2 separate regions of the Homo sapiens genome follow, and region 2 is linked to region 1. Evidence: chromatin contacts called from ENCODE Hi-C or POLR2A ChIA-PET data. All regions are on one chromosome and are shown on one strand. The core of a region is the stretch at or near the end of the contact, and the rest is flanking DNA. Distances in the headings are between cores, read along the strand shown. Region 1 overlaps FLT3 (fms related receptor tyrosine kinase 3). Region 2 overlaps FLT1 (fms related receptor tyrosine kinase 1).

Evidence for each region. Hi-C counts contacts between places; a loop is a spot of excess contacts on that map. ChIA-PET counts read pairs that join two places held with the same protein, here RNA polymerase II (POLR2A). Pooled maps may share reads with other maps.
Region 2: a pooled map shows a loop between it and region 1 (2.2-fold over the local background). The contact joins two enhancer-like sites. A Hi-C loop is called at or near these places in 1 of 37 single-sample maps with no recorded cell type and 1 of 50 pooled maps. POLR2A ChIA-PET finds 5 or more read pairs at or near these places in 2 of 52 experiments (activated T-cell and naive thymus-derived CD4-positive, alpha-beta T cell).

Annotation. Positions count from the first base shown.
Region 1 is chr13:28,046,889-28,050,452 of GRCh38, reverse strand. It overlaps FLT3 (fms related receptor tyrosine kinase 3), which reads left to right. Exons shown (of 24, transcript NM_004119.3): 6 at 231-358; 7 at 679-818; 8 at 916-1,069; 9 at 2,010-2,178. Among named protein-coding and RNA genes, the nearest start is that of FLT3, 52 kb to the left of the region's middle. RefSeq lists an enhancer at 1-379. Within about 2 kb of position 1,797, at least 4 of the 41 ENCODE cell types and tissues checked have a DNase peak (open chromatin) inside an H3K27ac peak, as active enhancers do.
Region 2 is chr13:28,399,416-28,402,979 of GRCh38, reverse strand. All of the region lies in intron 11 of FLT1 (fms related receptor tyrosine kinase 1), which reads left to right. Among named protein-coding and RNA genes, the nearest start is that of FLT1, 94 kb to the left of the region's middle. Within about 2 kb of position 1,564, at least 3 of the 41 ENCODE cell types and tissues checked have a DNase peak (open chromatin) inside an H3K27ac peak, as active enhancers do.

The DNA.
Region 1 (3,564 bases), core at 548-3,047:
TTGTTATGTAATTCTCCTTAGTGTTATGCTAATTCATTGCGATAATGAGTAACTAGCTAGCTCCCCTCTGAGCTCTTAGCTGAAACCATAGATATGGGCTTGTTTACCTTTTGACCTTTTGTTTACCATTTGACCCTTAAAACTGGCTCTAGAACTTTGTTCTCCTCTTGAGCATTCATTTGTAATTTTAAAACTTGTTTAGCCAAATGGTACTTCTTTTCTAATTGCAGCTGTAAAGAAGAAAGTCCAGCTGTTGTTAAAAAGGAGGAAAAAGTGCTTCATGAATTATTTGGGACGGACATAAGGTGCTGTGCCAGAAATGAACTGGGCAGGGAATGCACCAGGCTGTTCACAATAGGTAACACTATAATATCATGCACTTTCATTTTCAGTGACCGGTTCTTAGCAACTATCAGGGACTAACAGTAACTGCGTAGGTGATCATTCAACTTCAGAAATCCTATCATTCCTTCAGGTCACAGTAAATGCAATATTATGGATTCTGTAAATGCTGATTTCTTCATAAAAGAGGAGTCAGTCTCTAAAAGCTTCTTTTATTAATGTGGTTAGTAATATTTGAGATGATGCTAAAGTCTTTGTTCAGAATGTTCAGGATATCTTTTGTGATGAGGCAAAAATCACTTTTTTTTTCTCACTTGGGATGTTTTCATCTCCTAGATCTAAATCAAACTCCTCAGACCACATTGCCACAATTATTTCTTAAAGTAGGGGAACCCTTATGGATAAGGTGCAAAGCTGTTCATGTGAACCATGGATTCGGGCTCACCTGGGAATTAGAAAACAAAGCACTCGAGGAGGTAATAGGACAAGTTTGTATTCTGAAAATGCAGGAACAATTAACTAATAGTCTGGATTGAAAACATTAAATGCAAACTCTGTTTTATTAAAACCTAGGGCAACTACTTTGAGATGAGTACCTATTCAACAAACAGAACTATGATACGGATTCTGTTTGCTTTTGTATCATCAGTGGCAAGAAACGACACCGGATACTACACTTGTTCCTCTTCAAAGCATCCCAGTCAATCAGCTTTGGTTACCATCGTAGGTAATGCAGGCTGCTCACACAATCTTTATTCCTATTTTTAGTCGCTGTAGTGTGGAATGTGAAGTATGTGGTACAAATTCTGATTTCAATATAATGCTACTATCAAACACTAAGAAAGAAACTGAGTTAGAATAGCTTTGCAAAGATAATCTGCCCACCCTCTTCCTTTTCCCGTTAAACCAGGCTCGCTTGAATGCCACTGTCTTTGCATATAACACATTGTAATATGACCATCTGTTTGTGTACTTTTATCCTCCAGTAGACTGTAAGTTTCTTAAGGACAAGAACAACTCATTCTATCCTTGTAGTTCCAGAACCTGACACAGAGCCTGACACAAAATGGACAATAAATACTAGTTCTAAGAACCAACTAACCGCACTGTTAGGGCAGTGAGCACTGAGAGACAGTACAAGCCCTTAGATGCACTGAAATTTTGGTGGGGTATGTAGGATCTGAAAATAACCACAGTTCAATAATCTCAGATTAGGGCACAGCGTTCAGCCATAATGAAAATGCCGAGAAATACAGCGATGCTCTTAGCAGATTAATAAGGAAGTGTTCCATAAGGCAACCTCGTGAATATTGCTAGCCAGATCGCTCTTTTATTTGTGCCTTGAGTTTATTTTACTCTCTCTCATCAATGGAAGAGTGGTGCTGGCTGAGAGCAGGGGCCAGACAGTCAATTATCTACATCCCATTCTTTTTCTTTCCTTCTTTCTTTTTTTAAACATTTCTTAACTTCGAAAGATGATGAGCTCAGGCTTAGAACTAGGGATAGGACTCCTGGGTTTTCACTTGGATTATCCAACCTGACCTGCAGCATGCCAACACTTGAGTTTTCCTGTGTTAAACTGATGAATACAAGTTTATTTTATCTTCTCAATACGTTTCCCTATGAATATTATTAACTAACTCATAAATGCCTATTTTTTCTTACAGAAAAGGGATTTATAAATGCTACCAATTCAAGTGAAGATTATGAAATTGACCAATATGAAGAGTTTTGTTTTTCTGTCAGGTTTAAAGCCTACCCACAAATCAGATGTACGTGGACCTTCTCTCGAAAATCATTTCCTTGTGAGCAAAAGGGTCTTGATAACGGATACAGGTGAGACCACAAAGGACTCTAAGATACCATTTTTAGCATAATTCTCCTTGCTTGTCGCCCTTGAGAAGGACAGTTTTATACTTATGGAAGCAAATTCACTTATGAGTTTAACTATTATTGAGTTGAAATTGGAGATAAGAAAACAATAAGCAGATGTGAGGATACAGTAGCAGTCTTACCATTACTTTAGATAATATAACCTGCTGCATGAAAACAGAAAGAACCGTATTAGTCTGGTCTAGTTTGAGTCTGGTTCTCTGGCATTTTCTGAGTCACAAGGTAGTTTTTACTTCCTGTTTGAGAGTGCGGTGTGTAGGACACTGAGTCTCCCCTAAAACATTTGCAGATGATTGAGGAAGTAAAACTCCTTAAAAACAGAAAAACATTACTCATAGGTGTATTGATTTAAATTTTCAAAAAATACATGCAGAAATAGCCCAATAGTAAGTGCTGAAGGAAAATGTTGTTTTCCTCGGGATTTGTATGAGAAACTATGCAAGATTCTTTTTTTTAAGAACAACAAATTTTCTTTTCTTTTTCTTTTTCTTTTTTTTTTTTTTTTTGAGATGAGGTCTCACTCTGTCACCTAGGCTATAGTGCAGTGGTGCAATATTGGCTCACTGCAACCTCCACCTCCCAGGCTCAAGTGATCCTCCCACCTCAGCCTCCCAAGTAGCTGGTACCACAGGTGCACACCACCACACCTGACTAATTTTTTGTATTTTTGGTAGAGACAGGGTTTTGCCATGTTGCGCAGGCTGGTCTCGGACTCTTGAGCTCAGGAGATTCACCCTACCTGGGCCTCCCAAAGTGCTGGGATTACAGGCGTGAGCCACTGCACCCAGCCGAAAGATTCTCTTGTGGGAGGAATTCTCCATTCCTTCTTTGGAAAACAAAAAACAACTTTCCCCTATATCTTCTATAGTTATGACATCTCTTGTCTCTTTAAACTAATGCTATGGAACATGGTTTTGGACTAGGCTATGAGACACTGAGACGCACATGTTATCTTTCAAACAAGTCAATGGACTAGAATAAATCATCCTTTCTCAGCATGTGGTCTGTTGAACAACTGTGTAAGAATCATCTGAGCAAATGTTTAAAATGTGGATTCCTGGCTCCCATTCCAGACATGCTGACTCAAAACTGGGGCAAAACGCTCAGACTCTGCTTTTTTAATGAGAACCTTTGGTGATTCCTATCACAGGTCTAGATCTGTGCTGTCCGGTACGGTAGCCACCAGCCACATGTGGCTATTGAGAGCTTGAAGTGTGTCTGGTCCAAATTGAGATGTACTCTAATTGTAAAATACACACTAGATTTTGAAGACTTAGTATGAAAAAAAGAATGTAAAATATATTATTAATAATTTTTATATTGGCCGGG
Region 2 (3,564 bases), core at 315-2,814, 350 kb before region 1:
GGCAAAACCCCGTCTCTACTAGCAATACAAAAATTAGCCGGGCGTAGTGGTAATCCCAGCTACTCGGAAGGCTGAGGCACAAGAATCGCTTGAACTCAGGAGGTGGAGGTTGCAGTGAGCCAACACTGTGCCACTGCACTCCAGCCTGGGTGACAGAGTGAGACTCTGTCTCAAAAAGTAAATAAATAAATAACATAACGTAACGTAACGTAAAGTAACATAACATAACATAATGAGAAAGCCCTATACAAGTACTACTTTAGTAAAGTGAATGTCATATGTACCCTTATGCAATTCCCTAAACTGATTGTGATCATATACAATGAAGACTTTGTTAAACAATTGTTTGCACTGAAAAAACTTTTAATACTCACACTAAACAAAGTCTCTCTCTCTATATATATAGATATATTTTATATCTATATATATGGTACATATCCCATTAGCAGTTGTAATTGTAATATATTAGACTTTAAATAAAATGATTGAGTTCATATCTTGAATTTAGGAGAATTTAGTAATTTTACTTTTAGCATCTACTAATATATCTTTTTGTGGGTGTGAAAAAATGTATCTGTCATATGATGGTGACAAAATGGAAGTTTTGCTGTTTCTGAATTATATGCAGTGCTTTTTCCTTCACAATTAAAACTGTTTTTATTTTCTATACATTTTTAGAAAGCAAATTAAAGTCCCAGCTTAGACTGCGGTGATCCCTTTATCCACCGTCACATGGTAGCCTGCCCAGCAATGCTACTCCACAGATCAGTGGGGCAGCGATCACACTCACGCTGGAGCACCTTGGATTTTTTTTCTTTGTTTTGTTGTATTTTTTTGTTTAACTTAAGGAAGGGTATAGAGGACAATAAAATTTAGTTTCCTTATTGGCGAGTTTTGGCCCAGATTTGTGAAAAGTGAGTCATCAACTGGAGTTGCTAGTAGCAAATGTGCACTTTCGTATTGTCTAAGTGGTGTTGCCAAACTGTTAGGTTTGTAGATATGGAGTAGGAAGTAGAAGGAACCCCGTGTTAGAAAAAACACACAGGAAATACGTTATCACAGCATTAATTCTGTAAGGTTGGAGAATCATTACCATTTTAATGTGTTAGCAATATTTCCATTGAAATCCTTCTGAGTGTACCTTGAGAAATGTGTCCTGTATGAGACAAATCCATGACAGGAGCAAGAATCCTAACCACAGAATTACAGCTTGTGTTTCAGTTCCCACACACACCCCAATTTTTTCTAAATCTCACGTTCTGTTTTCCCATCAGTTGGCTCAAATGTGCCACCCTGTGTTAATTTTAGATTCTTCCATGACCTTTACACATCTACTTTTATTTCTCAGTGAAACACTTGAAAGGAAGCTATATTAGAAACATCCCGAGATTAAAATCAGTGTTCCATATATAGATGTTTAAAAAACGAGTGCTGGAATTAGGCTGAATGACACATCAGCCCATCCATTCTATTCAGTGAGGTTCAAACAACATTGTAGTAACGAATTACTAATGCTTAGTGAAGGGGAAGGAAGGAAGGAACATGAAAAACTCCAAACTTACAGTACTTGCTGATAGTTTTATGAGCATTCCTGGGTCATACCAAAGAGCCTAGAGAATGGGCTTGAAGGATCTGTCTCTAACATGTAAATCCTTGAGGGCCAGGCCAGGCAACTGGAAGCACCACAAAAAGCAAAAGCAGTAAAAATGAAGAGTAGAAAGCATGAGTCCTTTAAGACTAATATAAAATTTGATAGTCTAATTTTATTTATTTATTTATTTATTTATGTATTTTGGCATGATCTCGGCTCACTGCAACCTCTGCTTCTCATGTTCAAGCGATTCTCCTGCCTCAACCTCCCAAGTAGCTGGGACTACAGGCGCCTGCCACCATGCCCAGCTAATTTTTGTATTTATAGTAGAGACAGGGTTTCGTCTTGTTAGCCAGGCTGATCTTGAACTCCTGACCTCAGGTGATCCACTCACCTCTGCCTTCCAAAGTGCTGGGATTACAGGCCTGAGCCGCCGCATCAGGCCTAATAGTCTAATTTTATTTCAGCACTTCTGCTTTTTTCTCTTCCTCAGTCCTCTTTCATTTATTTTCAATTGTGGAAAATGAAAACTAATTATAGCACTAATACAAGTAGATATCCTTAAGAATTTATTTTTGCATACCTTATAGAATAAATGATTATAATTTCAAACGCACAACTCAAATTCTTGGTTACTTTCTCTTTGAAAGTATTTAGTTGATATTGCATGCCCTAACTGTGATGCTATTTTCGTTTTTTTCCCTTAACACCATAGTATTTGGATATAAGGACTGAGGAACAGATTTTTTCCTTTATTCAGAAGACTCAGACATTGAAACTCACTGTCTCATGCAAAGCTGCCTTCTAGTCCAGCCAGACTACACTGATCTACAATTTGCACCTGAGCTCCTTTCTCTGGCCCTATAAAGTTTAAATTTTAATTGTCAAATAATTTTATTTTTAATGAGAAAATGTTTGAATTTATAATTTAAAAATATATCCCCTGAAAGAGAAGTACTCTAGAAATGAGATAAATTTTAATAAAACTGATCATAGGATATGTTTCACCTTATTTTTAACTTTTCTTCTTTAGTGATAACCATTGTATTTATCAAATATATTTTCAAACCACATAACAACAGTTGAAGAGCAGCTTGCAGCTTATGTAAAATGTCATCAGAGAAGCCAACTAGTATTTCTGTAAATAGTAGTAGTATTTAATTTATGTTACCCATCTCTGCGGATTAAAGGAAGTATTCTCAAGGAAAAATTCAATTAAAGGTGTAGACAGAATTTTGCCAATAGATCTGTGTTATTCAACTTAAAGAGTCTCAAGGCGAGAAGCAATCTGGTGTAGAGATTAGGAGCATAGGCGCGGAGGCAGACACACCTGAGCATAAATTCTGCCCAGGCCTGTCTGTGGTCCTTTGCATCTTTGGGTGAATCATCTAATCTCTCGGAACCTCAGTTGTCCTACCTGTAGAATAGGGTAATATACCCATCTCACAGGGTTTTGGGGAGGATTAAATGAGACAATTCCTGTAAAGTGCCTTGCATGCTGCCTGGTGCATTGTAAGGCATACATAAAGGTTCGCAGAAACAAAGAAATAATGTAAACTCCCATCAACGTTGTTTTCTGCTTCTATTTTAATAGAAGCTTTGGAGACATGATTTCTGGGGCAGGCTTGACTACGAGTAATGTGTCTTGTTTGGAAGGTGTCATTCACACAAAAGAAGAAAAATTCAATACATTTCTGTCTCCATCTTGTGACCCGGATTCATTTCACTTCGGGGCACCTCAGTTTTATTCTCTGATTATACATAAATTTGGACCTATTTGACTATTTGTTGGGGACTTGTAAAATGGCCACGGCCATTCCCAGGTTACCTACACAGGTCTTAAATGTGGCAAATGTATACATCTGACTTGATTTTCCCTTGCCACGAAACCCAGTTCTTGTTCTCGGTTGCTCTAAGTTCAATGAAATCAAAATCTTTTAAATAAAAACCCAAACATGACTCATAGATGCAGA